Regions from separate parts of the Mus musculus genome. Here region 2 is linked to region 1. Evidence: chromatin loops called from intact Hi-C (ENCODE). Cell type or tissue: heart. All regions are shown on one strand. Links, peaks and the distances in the headings refer to the core of each region. The heading gives the core; the rest is flanking DNA.

Region 1 (2,500 bases), core at 1-2,500:
ACAAGCTGAAACAGGAGTGCAAAGCAGAGAAACCGAGGACAAGGGAGTCCGTGGTGTCAAATGCTCAAATAAGCTGAAAGCCAAACCTCACCCAGGAGGCTTGGTAATGGGGAAAATCGAAAACGAGTTAGTGTTCAATAATTTCTGGTAAGTCATTCCAGAGAAGCCAGAGAGGTGGTGTTGCTAATATTCCTGTCAAAAGGTATCGCTGTCAGATGTTGCTATTCCCAGAAAGATTGAGAAATAAATGGCATAGCTGTTGCCCCCAGTGAGGAGAACTGGATGGCAGCAACACACACCAACCTCTTTCTCCTCCTGCTTCGGCAGTCTTTGTATCCCTCTTTTGCGCCTCATGAATCTAGAAGCTCATTAGAAGCTAGCCCACAAAAGTGACTTCCAGAATGATCCCTTAATACCAATTCTTAGTCATTCTTAGTTCTCCTAACCCTCCCCAAACTTAAACCTGGAAGGAAAATCAATCAATCAATCAATCAATCTTAAAGAGAATGTGGAGCACCTCCCAAACCTTAAGGCAGCCACTGTGTGGAACATGAGTGAAGGTGGAGGGCGTGAGGAGAACATGCAAGAGAACGGGAGGAGGCACAGCAGAGCTAGAGGAGAATAAGTAGGTATATCTAGATTATGACATCGATAAGGCCTGGCCATAGCAGCCACAGAAATGAGCCAAGAAGACAAGTTAGCTTTTACGCTTTCTCCATAGAATCTTCCCCATGCCAAGTTAGCTCGGTAGGTGCAAGAATTCAGTTTACTTTTTTTCGTGTGCAATATCTATATCGTTGGATATAGGACAGTGCAAGGGAATGCTAGCAATTGTGTGTCCATGAGATGATCTGGCAAAGTAAAAGATTCTCCACAGGTACATACTGAAGAGGTGTAGGATGGGAACCCAGCAGGAGGAAGCACATCACAACCGATTCTTTTCTTTCCACAGCCCCAGAAGACCCTCCTGATAGCAAGAACACACTTGTGCTCTTTGGGGCAGGATTCGGCGCAGTAATAACAGTCGTCGTCATCGTTGTCATCATCAAATGCTTCTGTAAGCACAGTAAGTACCATTTTTATTATCACGATCAGTTCCTAGAAGACCAGACACTGTAAGTAGGGCTCAGCACATCTTCAGTATATCAGTCTAATCTCTGCTCATATTTACAGTAAATCTATGGCAACTTCAGATTTAAAAAAAAAAAAAGTTCTCGGGCTGGAGAGATGGCTCAGTGGTTAAGAGCACTGACTGCTCTTCCGAAGGTCCTGAGTTCAAATTCCAGCAACCACATGGTGACTAACAACCACCTGGTAATGAGATCTGGCGCCATCTTCTGGTGCGTCTGAAGACAGCTACAGGGTACTTAGATACAATAATTAAATCTTTTTAAAAAAATGTTCTCATCATGTTCTGGCCACTCACTGTTAAAAATATATATATCCTGGACCCCTACTGTATGCCTAGCATTCTTCTAGACATGCAAATTCCAAAGATAAGAAGTTGTTGCTCGGTCGTTCTTCTGCGCTGCGCCAGGAGCTGCAAGCACAGGCATCCCGCCCGCTGCCTTCGCCATACCCTTCTCCAACAGCCATAATACGCAGAAGCTGCGCTTCCCGGCCGAGGATGAATTCCCTGATCTGAGCAGCCACAACAACCATATGGCCAAGGTGCTGACCCCCGAGCTGTATGCCGAGCTTCGTGACAGTTGCACGCCGAGCGGCTTTACTTTGGACGACGCCATTCAGACTGGCGTAGACAATCCGGGCCACCCGTACATCATGACAGTGGGTGCAGTGGCAGGCGACAAGGAGAGTTACGACGTATTCAAGGAACTCTTCGACCCCATTATTGAGGAGCGGCACGGCAGCTACCAGCCCAGTGATGAGCACAAGACCTACCTCAACCCAGACAACCTGCAGGGTGGCAATGACCTGGACCCCAACTACGTGCTGAGCTCGTTGGTGCGCACAGGCCGCAGCATCCGCGGCTTCTGTCTTACACCCCCCCCCCGCTCCCCCACCCCACCCCGTACTGCAGCCGCGGGGAGCGCCGCGCCATCGAGAAGCTGGCAGTAGAAGCTCTGTCCAGCCTAGATGGCGACCTGTCTGGCAGGTTCTATGCGATCAAGAGCATGACCGAGGCGGAGCAGCAGCAGCTCATTGACGACCACTTCCTCTTCGACAAGCCTGTGTCGCCTCTGTTGCTGGCCTCCAGCATGGCCCGCGACTGGCCGGATGCTTGCTGGCATATGGCACAATGACAATAAGACTTTCCTGGTGTGGATCAACGAGGAGGACCACCTGCGGGTCATCTCCATGAAGAAGGGGGGCAACATGAAGGAAGTGTTCACCCGATTCTGCACCGGCCTCACTCAAATCGAAACTCTCTTCAAGTCCAAGAACTATGAGTTCATGTGGAGCCCTCACCTGGGCTACATCCTCACACGCCCTTCCAACCTGGGCACCGGACTGCGGGCAGGTGTGCACATCAAGCTGC
Region 2 (17,322 bases), core at 9,117-11,616, 91 kb before region 1:
TTCTATTCCATTGATCTACCTGTCTGTCGCTGTACCAGTACCATGCAGTTTTTATCACAATTGCTCTGCAGTACAGCTTGAGGTCAGGCATGGTGATTCCACCAGAGTTTCTTTTATTGTTGAGAATAGTTTTTTGCTATCCTAGGTTTTTTTGTTATTCTACATGAATTTGCAAATTGCCGAAAGGGCTTTTCTTTACAACATTGATTTTTATTCAATTTCTGAACATGTCTTAGCATTTCATTCATGCCCTATCCTTTATTTTCTCACAGTCACTTTTTGTTTGTTTGTTTTCCAAGTAGATACCCTTTCATATGTTTGTAGTTATTTGATGAATTCCATGTGATTATGAATACTATCATTAAATACTTCTTACGTACTAATTGTCCATTGCTGCTTACATAATACAAATAAGTTTTGTAACTTCAACTTCCACCCAATAATTATGATAAATACATGTACTAATTCTCATCACAGTCTATACATTCTTCAGGATTATCCAAGGATAAAATTACGTTATGAGTACTGACAGCTTTTGTTTCTTCATTCCTGAGCCATCCTTCCCAACCTTTCCTTTCTGGTACCTGTTGTGTTAGGTAGAACCTTTAGTACAGGGACAGAGTGGATGGCAGAGGGCATCTTCCTTTTACAGTTACCTAGAGGAAAATATTTTTGATATTTTGTCATTAGTCCGAGGAGTGCTTAAGTCTAAGGAGTTTCTTTTTACTTAAGAAAACAAGCAAACAACAAAACAGGCTTACAGAGTTTTCAACTACGGAACCCCTTATCTGCCTCCTGGGTGTTGCTGTCACCAGCGTACACTGAGATCTCTGGCTTTCATAGATTCTTATGATGCTATTTCTTTTTCTTTTTTTTCTCTTTCTTCTCTTTCTTTTTCAGATGAAATTTCTCTATATTCCTATTCCTTTGAAATGTGAATGAATGTTGGCCTTATTAAATGGTTTTCTACATTTTTTTTATTGTTATTCCTTTGTTTTGTGGTGTTTGTTTTGAGGGTTTCATGGAACCCAGGCTGAATTGGAACTTGCTATATACCCAAGGATGGCCTTAAACTCCTGATCCTCCTGCCTCCACCTTGCAAATGGTGAGATCATAGGCTCATGTCATACACTGGGCCACTACATGTGTTGAGATGACCTTTCTCCTTTATTCTGATAACACTGTAAGTTCTACAAATAGAGATACGGTTTTTTTAAGGCAAAGAAAAGCAAAACAAAAACCCTTGCATTCCTGGAACGAATCTATCTTATTCCTGGAACAAACCCAACTTTATCCTGATTTTTTTTTTTTTTTTTTTTTTTTTGGTGTTTTTGAGACAGGGTTTCTCTGTGTAGTCCTGGCTGTCCTGGAACTCACTCTGTAGACCAGGCTGGCCTCGAACTCAGAAATCCGCCTGCCTCTGCCTCCCGAGTGCTGGGATTAAAGGTGTGCGCCACCACGCCCGGCTATCCTGATGTTTTTATGTATTTCTGGGCTTGGTTTGAGAATATTTTCTGTCTCTGTATTTTATAATGCAGACAAGTTGCGTATTAAAATTGCATTCACTTTATAACTCAAAATGAGCGCTCTCTCTCTCTCCCTCTCCCTCTCCTACCCTCTTCACCTTTCTCCTTCCATCCCATTCTCTAGGATTTTAAATGAAAACATGATGCTTTAGCCCTTTGCAGCAACCCTGACTGGCTGCCTCACCCTTGGCTCACAGCACCACCCCACCCTCCACCTCCACCTGTGCTCAGTCCATCTTCCTCTTTGCTCATTTGTTCATGCCTTGGAGGCTTTTTGCTGTACTGTTATCTCTGTCTTCAGACTAGATCCCGCCCTCCTCTGTGGTAAGCACTAACATCAAGCCACCATGACTTCAGAATTAGATTCCCTGCAATATAACTGCTCTTCTGTCCCTCCTCCCCACAATCTACTCCCCACAGAGCAAATCACTCATCTGAATGTGTAGGAGCCCAAATGCCTTCACCATTGCGTGCAGGGAAACCATTGTACTAGACAGCTCCAAGGGTAGAAAGAATAGTTTATTGTGTAACGAAATATCAAGACTATATGGTAATTGGGGAGGCAAGATGGTGGAAAAGAAACTGGATTTTGTATGACAGTCAGTAGGGTGGGAGTCTTTGAGCTGATATTGTTCTCACTGACCAGGAACTAGATGCTCTTGCCCATGGTAGATGGCCTTTCTGGGTGAATTAAGGAATTAAGGGAGATTCCTGGTAAACATAAACATGTCTTGTGAGATCTGATTTTCTGGTGAACAGAAACCAGACTTCAGGTTTCTGTTTACCCAATAACATTCTTTCTGTTTACCCAGCCAAAGTCGTCCTGATTAGGACAATGTTACCAGTACTGCCATTTTGAGGGCTAACAACCATAAGGGGAATAAATAAACATGTGTAAGGACCAATTAGTCTCCAAATCAGAATTTCAAATGATTTTCTATTCCACTTGAATAAGACCCTGAGCTTCTTCCTGATATGATATCAGTCAGCCTGGCTTACTTTCCTGGCATAAGGTTTATTCACTGAGAGACCCCATGACTCACAAGGGTGTCTTCCTGTCTTTCTAGAGTCCAGGGATCCTGTTGATTTTTGATCATCGGGCACTGTCATCTGCAGGAAGAAAAGACTTGGTCCTGTGTCCTTTCCTTTGCTTTGAACTGGAAGCACTTGCCTGTTCATTGATTAGACCATATCACACTGACCCAGTTAACAGTCAGCTTTGGTTTTGCTGATCACAGAGGCAGGCAGAGATGATGGAGAGGCAAGTGGATGGCCAGGCAGTTTCTACTCTTTAGTCTTCCCTAACTGTCCCCCAATCCACACTGCAGTGCGTGCTCACCCCACCCATGGTGATCTGCCATACTAGCCTGTATTTAGTGCTTTTGTTAGCAGTAGCTCTGTGTTGAAAAGCTTTCGATTATGCCTTCTTGGCTAGTGTCTTCTCATCTGAGCCAGGTACATACAATGACATCGTGGGTGGACGAGGCAACCCAGTAGAAGGAAAGTAGGCAAAATAGTCAGGGATAGTCCCCACTACTACTGTTAGGGTTCCTACAAGAACACCAAGCTACTCATCCGTAACATAAATAAAAGGGCCTACAGAGAGCCCAGAGCTGGAAGGGTGAGTAAGGGGGCAGGCAGCTTCACTTCCGGGTGTCACTGCATCCATACACAAACCTATCCTCTCTTTAAGGAATTTTTACTTCACCTTCGGTATAGTCTAACACAATCCTTTCCCAAAGTGCCTCTTCTACACAGTGCACAGTAGCAGTTGTCACATGATCACTTCAGACACGGAAGCCCAGGACATATTCCCTCTACAAATCTGATGTATACAGTCTAGAAGCTGAACTCTTGCTCAGAAGCCTGAAGCAGCACTCTACTGACCTGAATCCTATGCACTACTCAGTATCCCTTTGTTCCCACCTTAGCTCTGCCACCCTCCTACCCTGTCACCATTCTCAGTAGGACCCTGGGACCATCTCCCTCAGCTCATTTCTCTCTAGGTTCCCTCTCGAGAGCTAGGGGCTTTCTCATCCGTTGCTGTGGCTGGGGCGCATCACAAGACCTCAGGCTTGGCGTGCAGTTGGCAGTTCGTTGGGTGTCTATTCAACTCATTTACTGTTATCAGAGTGACTTGCACATCTCTTTCAAGGTAGGGAAGGAAGGCTGACACTTGGGATTTCTGGATCTCTCATTCCGGTTTTCCAGTTTTCCCAGCCTCTCTCTCCTATCCAAGCCCAGGCCCTTTCTCTGGTTCTTTAAAACCAGTGAGGAAGAAGGTCTTTTCTCTGTGGTTCCTTGAGACCACAATGAATCATTCTGGTCTCATTTCCCCACCTCCTGCCCAGTCTTTATGCATCTTCCCTCAAGTGCCCAAGAGGAAAATATTAGTTACTCTTGACCTTCATCCTTTTCAGGTTCTTCCCCTTTCCATGAATCTCCTTTCTTGTAATATCATTTCTCTTCACGTAACCACTTATATTTTTGCGATTCCCCCAACAAAGTTTCTAAATTATTTTAAGCATCTGTCTTCGATGTGAAAATGTCCTTAAGAAGTGCCACGTTTACGGGGTGCCAGTTTATCTAACCTAGCAAGCACACTTTAGTGTACCTTAGCATATGGATTTGATAAGGTCTTTGCTCTCCTTGTGTGGGGATGCATAAAGCCAGATCTGGCATGGGACTCTATTGGGGTTGAGATATCAGAGATGCTCTTAGGCATGGAGGCTTCAGGATCCAGGAACCCTCCACGGTCAGAGTTCATTGCCCGCGCCCTTCCTATTTCCTTTATATCCAACAATATTTCTACCTGTGTAAGGATCCTTTATATCCATGGTCTCCTCTCTGACTGCATATTAAGTAAACTGAGAACAAAACAAGAATACAATGATTATTGCTAAGGCAGGCTCATGGTTTACAAGTTTTGTACCTTTCTGATTTGGTATATGGTTGACCCAATATTATTATTATTATTATTATTATTATTATTATTATCTTTCATATATTACATCCCAAACAAAGTTTCCCTCCCTCCTCTCCTCCTAGTCTCTCCCCCTCTCCCTCCTCCCCACCCACTCCTCCTTCGTGACCTTTAGAAAAGGACAGGCCTCCTAGGGATATCAACCAAACGCAGCATATCAAGTTGCATTAAGACTAGGCACCTCCCCTCAGATTAAATCTAGTCAAGGCAACTCAGTAGGAGGGAAATGGTCCCAAGAATAGGGGAACGTGTCAGATATAGCTGGAACTCCACTGTTAGGAGTCCCACAAAACCCTGAGCTACACAACTATAATCTATATGCAGAAAGCCTAAGTCAGACCCCTGCAGGCTCCCTGGGTGTGTCTGTTCAGTCTCAGGGAGGCCCTGGGAGGCCAGGTTTGTTGATTCTGTGGGGCTGATTCTTATGAGTTTTGTACCTTTCTGATTTATATATCGGTTGATCTATTATTATCATCATTATTATTATGTATTATTATTTTGGTGTTCTACAATTCTTCCTCCCCATTTCCTGCAGGATTCACCTGGGTCTGCCTAATATTTGACTGTGGGTCTCTGTATCTGTTTATGTGGTTACTTCTTAATAAGATGAGTACATAAAAGTATTTTTACACATACTCGTATGTACACTCTAAAAATTAAAAAATACTGATAATAGGCCCTGAGGGGGAAAAAAAAGGTTAAGACAGAATCCTTGAGGACACTGGTTACAGAGTCTACACAAGTTATGTAGGGAGTCTTAGGACAGAGAGGAGCACGTGAGGAGAGGACAGTGACTGAACTGGCGAGAGTGGCTCCATGAGACTGTGAGCAGTTGCTGCCACCACCTCCACCTCCTTTCCCTCCTCCCCACTGCTCCTCCTCCTTCTCATCATTATCTTTTTCTTCTTCTTAGTCCTTTGAGACAGAGTTTTATTCTGTACCTGGGCTGGGCTCAAACTTGCAGGAATCCTCCTCTCTCCAGAACTGAGTACGGTGACTACAGACAGGAGCCACCGCACCAGGCTTGCGACAGTAGACTTCTGATGAAATGCCAGACGGCTGCCCCTGATAAAGTAGCACCCCTGGAGTGGCCAACACACCTCTTCTATGATCTATGCTGAAACAACGGAAGGAAACCATAATCCACCAACACTAGCATAAGTAGCTAGTGCTCTCCCGTCAGGATGTGAGCTTCCAGAAGATTTGTGCTTACATTCTCCTCATATAGAATACAAACAAACACATGGTATGGCCAGCAAAAATGTTTATTGAATCAAGTTTGTTAAAAAGAAAAAGGGGCCCATGATATGGCTCAGTGTTACCCTTGCTGTGATGCCTGACAGACGTTGGATTTGAACCCTAGAACTGACATGGTAGAAAGAGAGAACCAGCCGGGCGTGATGGCGCACGCCTTTAATCCCAGCACTTGGGAGGCAGAGGCAGGCAGATTCCTGAGTTCGAGGCCAGCCTGGTCTACAATGTGAGTTCCAGGACAGCCAGGGCTATACAGAGAAACCCTGTCTCAAAAAACCAAATAAACAAACAAACAAACAAAGAAGAGAGAGAATCAACTCCCAGCCTTTAAAATTGTCCTTTGACTTCTGCATATATACCACGGCATGCCTCCCCCAAATATATATATATATGTGTGTGTGTGTGTGTGTGCGCGTGTGTGCATATATATGTATATATATGAATATATATGTATATATATGAATATATATGAATATATATATATGAATATATATATATGAATATACATATGTATATATATCACAAGAATATGTGTGTGTGTGTCAAGGTTAAGAATAGAGAGCCAAATATTGGCTCTCACTTGGCTTCATATTATTATCTAGTTCTTTCACTGTGGGGCATCTCAGCTTGCTCAAATGTAGACTAGCCGAACAAACAGATAGTCACAACTGAGGAAAAAAACACTTTGCATTAAATAACTATGAGAATTCAATAAACCTATTTATAAAAGCATTCAGAACTGAACCTGACACATAGTGAGTATTTAAACTCAGTACATTACCGTTTTTATCAGGAGGATGACCAGCACACCGTAGGGACACAGTAAGGACTTGCTGAATGCATGAATGAGCACCTGGCTTTGTGAGCACTCGTCTCTGCTTTTACCAGTTCTCTGTGCTTTCCATACAAGAAACACGACAGTGCAGGTTCTGAATTGAGCTTAGGGTGAGCGTCACGGAGAGTGAGTGGAGGCAGGTGATTCAAGAGCACCAGGTCAGCCTGAGATATGTAAGACCCTGTCTCAGAAAACCAGACGAGCAGAAAGGGGATGCCCTCATGATTGGTCTGGCTTGTCTTCTGAATCTCTACTAGGTGAACTGAAGGTGAACACCACGGGAGTTTTCAAGCCAAGATGACAAGGGAGAGGAGGGCGTTTGTAGCTAAGCCACTTTGACCCCAGTGCTGCAAAGTGGGAAATCACCAATTGGGCCGCCTTCTCCAGGAAAGTTACCTAGTTTTCCTTCTTCCTTTCAACAACAGGGGCTGAGAATGGCTTTCAGGAAAACGTAAATGAGAATCAAGACGAAAGATATAATGACTTAGCCAGGGAAGGTCCTGAATTTCAGGTTCTTTTGAAGTTATCAAGAGAATGCCACAAAAATTGTGGAGCAAGAGAATGGGTTTTGAGTGGCTTTAGACAGCATTATTGGCATAGCCAAACAGAATGGACCAGTAAAAGGGCCGGAGGAAAAGAGACCAGTGGAGAGGTTGATACCAAAATCCAGAGCTCTCAGAGAGACCAGACAGGAAGGGACAGATCCCAGACTTGAAGAAATAAGGAGCCATTATGTGAATGTCAATCAGGTAGTAGGGGTGGGGTGGGGGGCAGAAATGGCTTTTATTTTTAGTGCTGTTACATTCTGAGTCAAAGATGACTCAGGTTTCAAGACTAGACAGCTGAATTATCATGGTGGCTATTATCACAGGAGAGGACAAACAGCTGGGGCGAGATGTGGAATTAGCCCCGGGTGGCATGAGTGGGCTATGGTCAGGACGTCAAGTGGACATACGAGGCAAGCTGCCATGTTTCATAAAAGGGCAATGCTGTGACCCAGAGGTGACTTCACATGCAAGGACTGAGTTCTCCTTACTGTGAAACTCTTCACAAAGTGGCAGAAGCCTGTCCCTTGAGGAGGGGGTAGGGGGCTATGACGGTCATCCCATGGTCAGAAGCATACCCAAGAGTGAGGTCAGGAGTATTCACAAGGCGGGGTGAGCAGTATATCACGTTCAGAATGCAGGATAAGCAGATGCAGAGCTGGTTTGGATTCGGCAGCTAAATAAGATTTATGTTTCAGGGTCAGATCTTCTGTGTGCAATCATTATTTCTTCTGGAGATTTGAAAATGTTAAAATGCAACACTGGGAAGCAGACTTCTCAAGCAGAGCCATAAATGAAGGCCATTCTGGAAACATATGAAGAGACTGCAAGTGCTCCTTTAAGTTAGGCCTGACTTCTTTCCTGAGCCTTTAAGTTGTCTGTCTTTAGTTCCATTTGAGATTTCCCATTTCCAGTGAATTACACTGTGGGTGGGGGATACAAAGAAAGAGGAAGCAAAGTCCCTTTTTTTGAGAACCTAAGTATCACCTATCTTAGAAGCCTGACATACACACCATTGCAAGGCACTGTAGGCACCATCATAAATAGCATGTGGAGGGAGGTTTCCTGAAGGACATGGAACCAGAGGAGGACTCCAAATGACTGGAGGGACCCAAGTGAGGACCGAAGGCTCAGGAGCAGAAGCATCGAGCTGGAATGGACCACAGGGTACTTTAGGGGACGCTCAGTTTGGGGACACTGGGGAATATGGCAGATAACTTTTGAGCAGGCAGAGTGGCGCTCGACTGAGTAGAGCTCTATGTACATAGCCATTTTGGTTTTAGGGACTAGAAGCCAACTGGAAAAGGAACCATGTCACATGGTGGATAGAGCTCAGATTCTGACCTCAACTAGTAGTGGTATGAATCGTGAGGTCACCCTCCATTAGGCGTACCAGATTGGGCAAGTTCTATAACCTTTCTTGTCCTTTAGTGTTTTCACATGTAAGATAAGAATGCTTGGCATTATTGGGAGGTTTATAGAAGATAATCTATATAACGTGATTAGAATCCTACCCATCATATAATATGTGTTCTGGGGGGTTTATTTTCCTTGACAGTGGTATTGATGGGACAAAGTGAGACTTATTATATAAAAGTACAGGACTTAATGTCAAGACTACCACACTGTTTCAAAATAGGACTGGATCAGGGAAACAAAGGTTCTGTTTCTCTCAGGAGATAGGCAATGTATTTCTCTTTCCTTACAGATTAGCCTTCCCTGCTTCTCCATTCTCATGAGGGAAACAGACTGCTTTCATTGCTCAAGTTTGGACATAGCAATTCCTTCTACCCGAGGAGAAGCACTGGGTAGCTCTTTGTTGTTTCAAATATTCAAGAGTAAAATCTCCCTGGTCCAGCGTAAGTCAGGTGTCCACCGCTAGTCTGAGTGAAGCTGGGACTGAGGACAGGAACCCTCATTTCAGAGAAAGGGTCCGTGAAAAAATGTCTTCTGTTCTGAGAGAGAGGAGTTTGGGACATTGGGGTCCTCCCTAGGAATTCAAACTGAGGGTATCTGGAAAACAAATCTCTTCAATTTGAACAAGAAAAGGAGTATATTCTACACTTGAGATTTTTATAGAGATTTAAGGCTAGGGATTTATACTGATCTTCTGAAATTTGTGGTCATACATGAAGATAACTGAAGCACGTGTAACAGAATAACATCTCGTTACAATATCCACAGCATCTCTGAGAACGGCAACCCCGTGACCCTGTCTCTTTTGAGGGAGGGCAGTCAACAAAAAAACAATCTGTGATCTTATGAAAGGCTGGCAGGCCAGAAGCAAAAGCCCAAAAGCAAAGTCACACGCTTGGTTTTTTCTACTGGAAAAAAAAATAATACTGAAGAATGTCCAATCGAGGGAGAAAATAAAAACTAGTGCCATTCACAAACCGGAGAATGGAAAACCAGTCATTTCCAGTTATTTCTTTGAAAGGATCAATAAACTTGATACATCTTTAGTAGGGCTTACCAATAAAAATGTGAGGAGATTTGGTTTCTGAAGTCAAGATAGAGACATTACTACTGGGCTTATCAAAATAAAAATATGTACGGAAATACTATGAATAATTATACATCAGCAAAAATATGTACGGGAATACCATGAATAATTGTACACCAGCAAATTAGATAGCTCAGGTAAAACGGACAGATTTATAGAAATGTACCAATCGCAGAAGCTGACTGAAGAGAAAAAGAAAATCAGAACAGATCTTTAACAAGTGAAGATATTGGGTTAGTGAAAAAAGAAATAAACAAACAAAATAAAACACTACAAAGAAAAGCCAATGCTTATGATAAATTGTCAGAGAAGACTACTCCATGGGGCCGTTTGTTTGTTTGTTTTCTAATAAACAGTGAGGGACTGTACTATCCTAGCGTGCCAGTTGCTGGTGTTACCATAGATAATTGCTTTTTCAAGGATATATTTATAGCCAAGGCACAAACTGTGAGACACTAGAAGCTTTTGGAGCACAACACCTCATAGAAGGACTTCAGAGAGGGCGGTGCGCCCAGCTGACTCTCCACTGCAGCGTAGTCTAGTCTCCAGCCGCTCCCATGGCTTTTCCCCACTCCTCTGGCTTCCTGTTCCCATGTTCGTCCTCACGGTATTGATGGACCAGCCCTGTTTTCCAAAAAGAACTCAGCAACTGAAACGAAGCCTTGTCTGAGATCTCAGTCAGCTGTCCACACACGATTGTCTGAGATTCCCATGTGACTCGCTTGGCCGCCGGACCGGCTGCCTGGACACGTGACCTGCAGTTCTGTTTCCTGCTCCGCTCTTCTCATCGCCTTGAAAATTTTTGTAACTTTTTTTGTTTAAAACAATATTTTTATTTCATCCAGACCCCAAAATGTCTAGTAGGCAGTCTTAGGGGGTTCCACTCTGAGCCTTGGAGGAGAACTTACTTGAGTGTGGGTTTAGAGTGCTTTGTACATAGAGACTAACTACAGTTCTGGTTAATGGCCCGAACTATAAGGCCCGTTGGCCCGGCTCCTTTGGATACCAGCCTTGCGCTCCTTGCTGTGTGAGCAGAGGCATTCACAGTGTGTGCCTCACAGTTGTGCTGAGAGGCTAGACCATAGTAAAACAGCAGAGGAACAGCGAAGAGCTGTGCAGCACCGCTGATTCTGTTGCCTCCCTGTTCCGGGATCAAGTTGCTTTTATCTCCCATCAGGTGTGTTTGCTTGGTGGGGGATCTGACATTCGGGTTGAATTAATCCACAGTCATTTAACGCTCACAGCAGAGTTCTGAGAGTCCAGTGGGTATGGAGGGGTTCCCAGCTCTGCCTTTGCCCCATCAAGCAGCCCCCTTACCCCTCAACCCCACAGACACTCCAGCTGCTTAAAGCCAGGTTTCCCAAAGAGAAAGCTATGTGCCTGGACAGGATGCCCAGACCTACCGCTGTGTGCTACAAAATCACCTAGTGAGAAAGCTTTGCATGTCTTCTTTTCAGTCCACTAATTACATGTGTTGTTAATAAGGGATGTGTGTCACTGTGTGTGTGTCGGTGTGTGTCTCTCTGTACATCTGTGTGAGTGTGCAAGAGTGTGTGTGTCTCCCTCTCTGTACATCTGTGTGAGTGTGCCAGAGTGTGTGTGTGTGTGTGTGTGTGTGTGTGTGTGTGTGTGTGCTTTTTCAAGGATAGATCATCACAGCACACTGTGAAAGCCAGAGGAAGCCTTGAGGAAGCCTGCTCTCTCCTTTCACTGTGTGGGTCCCGGGAATTAAGCTCAGAGCATTAGGCCTGAGATCAAGTGCCTTTGCACACCCAGCCAGGCATCTTGCTAGTCTATGGATGAGTGTGATGGTTTGTTGGAGGAAGTGTGTCACTGTGGGGGTGGGCTTCCAGACCCTCCTCCTAGCAGCCTGAGGACAGTCTGCTCCTGGCTTCCTTTGGATAAAGATGTAGAACTCTCAGCTCCTCCTGCACCATGCCTGCCTAGATGCTGCTGTGCTTCCTGCCTTGATGATAATGGACTGAACCTCTGAACCTGTAAGCCAGCCCCAATGAAATGTTGTCTTCTATAAGTGTTGCCTTGGTCATGGTGTCTCTTCACAGCAATGGAAACCCTAAGACAATAAGTTTTGAAAACTTCTCTCATAAGCGGCTAATATTTGTTTTTAGGTTGAGAAAAAGTGGGCCCTGCAGCTCAGGGGCCAGCAGTTCACAGCATCTGCTCGGAATGTCAAACATGACTATGGTCTCATTGTATTTATTTCTAGGATTAGCCTAGGATAAGAGAAACTAGTTTCCCATTTACGGTAATGATCTAACATTTCTGATGGGACACACGATAACACGGAAGTACATTTCCACATTTCACGATGCGTTAAAACAAGATGACATTAGTGAAGAAACACAGGCCATATCCCAAAGATAATGCAAAGCCTAACTAGAGTAACAGCTTATGATATAATCCCTTTATCACAGAAGCATGCTACGATTTATCCAAACTTGGAAGAAAAGTCGCAAGCATAAGGGAAAACTAAGGAAGAAGGATGGCTAAGCAGTGTCTCCCAGGAGAGTCACTGTTCCCTGAGTCACAACCACAGGAACTTGAGCTCAATGAAGCCCAGGCTAGCTGAGGTCACTCCCAGGGAAACCCACAAGCTGCTGGGTGGTTACAAGAGGGTGTAAGAGAAGAGTGGCTTGAGATTTTAAAAGGGAAGGAAATTGCAAGCCTGCTTGCTGGAGATGACGTGGATTCTTCCCGTGTGACAATGTCCTGCAAGGCTAGGGCAGGCAGAGAATGGGGCTCGTGGGTGAGCGTCCAAATGGACATTGCGTTGACCATCCTGCGGCTTTCATTGCCACAGCTCAGAAGAGCTGGGCCCTGGCTACTGCGTTCTGCATGACCTCATACAAATGATGTAACCATACCCTACGGCTTACATCATTCTCCCTGCCTTTGTTACAGAGTGAACCAAAAGTCAACTCTCTTTAAAGCTCGTTTATGGGGGTATTTTTTAAAGCTAAGTTTAAAAAGTGAACCATCTAGGAGGGAAAGTTATGAGGTGAACCTAGGACCCATCCTTCTGTACCCTGCTCTATGCCCTGGACCTCTACGAACCAAGTTGGTTTTTTTCCTCCTCTGGCTTCTGCTGGGGTAACTCAGTGTTCTGAACAAGAAGAGGGGAGGGAAGTGAAGTAGAATAGCCTGTGTGGCTGCCCTCTTGCCTGTGTCTGTGTCTGTGTCTGTGTCCATGTGGAAGGGGAGATGGGTGGGATTGGATGTATGATGTGAAATTCACAAAGAGCCAGTAAAACATTATTTTAAATATGTAAACGCTGAGCTCTTTGTCCATGCCTGCCCTGCTGTTGCCATTTTCCCAGCTCTGACAGTCATGGGCTCCATCCCTCTGCAACCTTGAGCCCCAATTTAAATGCTTTCTTTTATAGGTTGCCTTGGTCATAGTGTTTTTTGTCACAACAATAGAAAAACTAACAAGAACAAGATGGTGCGCAGGAGGAATATTTCATACTAGTATGGTTTGGACAACTTTCTTCAAAGTGTCTCTGTATTAAAGGCTTTGTCACAAAGAGGCCACATGGGGAGTGTGCTAGTGTCTTGTGACATCTTGAGAGGATTCATGCAAATATCTACTCACCCTGAATAGGGAACCAGCAACTGACCATAGCAACAATTCCACAAAAGTCTAACCTGGCTAACCAATGAGTTCACTGAGGCTACAGGGTCACAAGAAAGAGCTTACTTACAGAAGCAGGAAACCCTCACAGGCAGCTGCATTTCCAAGAAGCTGGTCCCAGCCTGGGTAGAGACACACAAAAACTGCATTCCTGGAGCTCTCTGAACCCGGGGGCCGCTCTGACAGAACTCTTCTACACATGTCCTTCCTCATTCTATGTTTTGAGGTGAGGTCTTGTGAATCCTCTAAGTGACATCTTTCCAGGTCTGGGGGCCCTTGTTTACTTCCTGATTCTCACGAGCGAGCCTCTTTCTTCCTCCAGGAGGAAAAACGTTCAATTCAGAGGAAATTGCCACACAACACTTGCCCCCTTCTTCCAGCTCCTGTATTCTCTCTGTCCTCTCTTCTGTGATGCACCGTAAGGCTGTGTGTGTGATACAGATATTCAGTCACTCTCCTCCATCCTGGCTGAGTGTCGTGTCTAAATACTACAGCAGCGGTCACTTTGTCCTGGGAGCTTGGCAGGTTATAAGTGTCTGTGATATACTTTATACACATTATAAAAATGAACATTTTCTTCCAGGACTAACTATAGTCGGCAGCAATAGCAATCCTCTGTAAATCACTTTTTACATTTTTAAACATTTATTTTCTTAATTACTGTGTGTGTGTGTGTGCATGTTACCTAGTCATCTCAGTGGCCCTGTAAATAATAGTGTATCTGTCTGTGTGTCTGTGTGTTGAGTATAGTAGAATTACATTTCAACAAAACAACCAAAATGATTCAGATATTCCATGGCAGTTTATTTAAAAAATTTCTCTGCGTACATTTCTATTAAATCCTAAGTATAGATGCTTAAGGGTGTGAGGTAATCACAGTTGTGTCGAAATAGAGAAGCTAAAAGGGCATTTATGTAAAGCGTTAGATGTTGGTGACGGAGATCAAGGTCTGTAACATGAGTCATCTGTCCCCTCCACAGTAACTGCTTACAGGGAAAACCACCAAGAATTTGGCCTTCCCCTTTAGTAGAAATGGGGTGAAATACGGCTCTCACAAACAGCTCTTGGCACACTGCCCTCGGAAAACTGCGGCCACTGCCTCCTGCATAGGCTCGGGCTACACGCAGGCTATTTTCAGGTCCTGGAAAGCAGGCACGCCTGCTTGCAGACGCACTGGCTCAGGTATGCAGACCGTCTTCTTGCTGTGTGAACAACACACGTATTGTTGCAGAACAACGAGAGGCAGGTTCTTGGTCATCAGGAGAAAGAGCTAGAAGTTGTATGTCTTTTCTTTCCTGTGCCCCATGTCTAGTGAAAGGAGTCTACGTTTTCCTACTACATAATCTATTCCTGTTCTCTGTGTGCCAATAGTAAGGTGGTGAGGCTACTCACTGGAATGCCCACTCGAGGCAGAGGAAAGAGTCTAGATCCGCACCCAAGATGCCAATGACACATTTGAAGGAGAGGCCACAGAGGGAGAAATACACTGTGATAAATATTCTGATAAAACTGCAACTAAAACCAAATGCATCAAGCAGATGCAAACGCTTCATGTATGGAGGTATTAAGTTAAATACCAGGAGGAGAATTAAAGACCAGCTTCTCCAGCTTCCTCCCTAAAACCTTCAACTCCACCAGGCAGTGGTGGCGCACGTCTTTAGTTCCAGCACTTGGGAGGCAGAGGCAGGCAGATTTCTGAGTTTAAGGCCAACCTGGTCTACAGAGTGAGTTCCAGGACAGCCAGGGCTATACAGAGAAACCCTGTCTCGAAAAACAAAACAAAAAAAACAAAAACAAAACAAAACAAACAAACAAACAAAAAAAAACCCTTCAATTCAGTATGACCCTATAGAAGATTGGGGAGAACTCGGGGTCCCAGTGGATTCCTCACCTAAGACAGTTATCACTTTATTGAGGTTGAATTCCATCAAGCAACACCCCGAAGATCCAGAGCTGTGCTTGGTGGTGTTGCAGGGGTGCTTAGGGGGTGGGTTCTGTGACTCACCTGTCATTGACCGGCAGAGGGGCAGTACAGAAAGTCCCAACAACAGGAGTTCTGTCTTTTCTCCAAACCCGGCTAGAAACTTGGAACTTGAGCTTCACTTGGTTTATCTGGCACTGTGGGTTAGGATGAGCCATGACCCCTCTCCCTTCCAGTTGCTGTTTAGGTCTGAAAGGCAAAGGGAGAGAGGATGAGCCGGCACCGGTCTGTGCTTCACTGGCCTGTGAACTAAGGGGCTTTGCAGGCAAACCTTGTTAGCTGTCAAGTACAGAGGCACGGGCACCTTAAAAAACGAGACGCAGCGTTTTTGAATCCTCACTGGCCCCCTGCGCACAGGCCAACAGTTTTGAATGTGACCCAGAAAATACGTGTTTATTCTTTTTTTTATTATTAATTTTTTTTTAATTTTTTTATTAGGCATTTTCCTCATTTACATTTCCAATGCTATCCCAAAAGTCCCCCATACCCCCCCCCACTCCCCTACCCACTTACTCCCACTTCTTGTCTCTGGCATTCCCCTGTACTGAGGCATATAAAGTTTGCAAGACCAATGGGTCTCTCTTTCCACTGATGGCCTACTAGGCCATCTTCTGATACATATGCAGCTAGAGACAGGAGCTCTGGGGGTACTGGTTAGTTCATATTGTTGTTCCACCTATAGGGTTGCAGATACCTTTAGCTCCTTGGGTACTTTCTCTAGCTTCTCCATTGGGGGCCCTGTGATCCATCCAATAGCTGACTGTGAGCATCCACTTCTGTGTTTGCTAGGCCCCTGCCTAGTCTCACAAGAGACAGCTATATAGGGTCCTTTCAGCAAAATCTTGCTTGTGTATGCAATGGTGTCAGCTTTTGGAGGCTGATTATGGGATGGATCCCTATTCTTTTTCATTATTGGAAAGTCAATAAACATTTTTATTTAAGGGACTTCCCGTGTGAGTCTTTCACCGTACACCAAGATTACTCAAGTTCAAGATTTCTGAAACAGCTCTTTCCCAAAGAAAAATGCTTAATCCAGCTGTGCCGCGAGAGGAACAGGTTGCCTGGGGCCTGGGTAGTGGACTGTGTGTCCTTCAATTCTGATCTCTGAGACAGTGGGGGACTCTGGGAAGGAGGGAGAGGGCAAGGTTCAGATGCCTCTCCACACCACAGCAGGTTGGGTCCTGATTCATCGCCAGCCCCACCCCCTTTTTCTCTCCAGTTTTACAGAGCGGTGGTGTCTTTGTGGTGTATTTTTCTCATCCAGAGGCAGGCATACAGATTGTTGCCTCATTTTGCAGAAAGACTTTGTTCAGGTAAAGAAAAGCTGCCCCTGCTTGGAAACGTTTTATAATATGTCAGAGAAAATTAGGATTCAAGAAACTGCTTTTATCCAAGACCTTACAAATTATAAGGGATATGAAAGTTGCTTTGAGTGAGTGGCTTGGCTTGGGTAAATTGTCCACCTAAAAGGAAAACTTGATACCGGGCGTGGTGGCACGTGCCTTTAATCCCAGCACTTGGGAGGCAGAGGCAGGCGAATTTCTGAGTTCGAGGCCAGCCTGGTCTACAGAGTGAGTTCCAGAACAGCCAGGGCTGCAGAGAAACTCTGTCTCGAAAAAAAGGAAAAAAGGAAAACTTGGGTTTTTACAAAATAATAGAAAGTAGGGGCAAAACATACTTCTCCCTGGCACTTATCCTTCTAATTTCTAATTTTTTAATTAAAAAAAAAAATTAGCCAGTGGCGCACACCTTTAATCCCAGCACTTGGGAGGCAGAGGCAGGCAGATTTCTGGATTCAAGGCCAGCCTGGTCTACAGAGTGAGTTCCAGGACAGCCAGCTATACAGAGAAACTCTGTCTCAAAAAAAAAAAAAAAAGAGAGAGAGAGATGGTTAGAGTTAATGCATTCAGTGTCCTTCTTCAAGAGTCACGTGTCTTCCTTTGGGCATGAAGGCTAACCACCTATGAGAGGCCCACTGAGAGGCTCAGAGAACCTCAGCTTCGGCTTGCTCCAAGTCTCCAGTGACTGGTGGGCGGGAACAGT

The links. Hi-C counts contacts between places; a loop is a spot of excess contacts. Peaks named below come from ENCODE experiments on the same cell type or tissue, not always from the same donor. Only the 100,000 strongest peaks of a DNase experiment are listed, where the experiment ranks them.
Region 2: it touches region 1 in a loop (2.1-fold over the local background); 3 of 42 quality-filtered maps call a loop at or near these places.

What each region holds. Positions count from the first base shown.
Region 1 is chr16:38,481,668-38,484,167 of GRCm38, forward strand. Cd80 (CD80 antigen) reads left to right here. Exons shown (of 5, transcript NM_009855.2): 4 at 953-1,066. It overlaps Gm41453 (a long non-coding RNA gene), which reads right to left and starts at 1,216. Exons shown (of 3, transcript XR_876066.2): 1 at 886-1,216. It also overlaps the pseudogene Ck-ps3. In heart, for the core only: a CTCF peak has its summit at 1,342 (motif pointing left); DNase peaks (open chromatin) are centred at 1,704 and 2,164; H3K4me3 peaks cover 1,183 bases; H3K27ac peaks cover 441 bases; H3K27me3 peaks cover 270 bases.
Region 2 is chr16:38,382,036-38,399,357 of GRCm38, forward strand. Pla1a (phospholipase A1 member A) reads right to left here. Exons shown (of 11, transcript NM_134102.4): 10 at 15,304-15,468; 11 at 14,082-14,500. The coding sequence ends at 14,416. Among named protein-coding and RNA genes, the nearest start is that of Popdc2, 29 kb to the left of the region's middle. In heart, for the core only: no CTCF peak of the experiment used is centred there; a DNase peak (open chromatin) is centred at 10,316.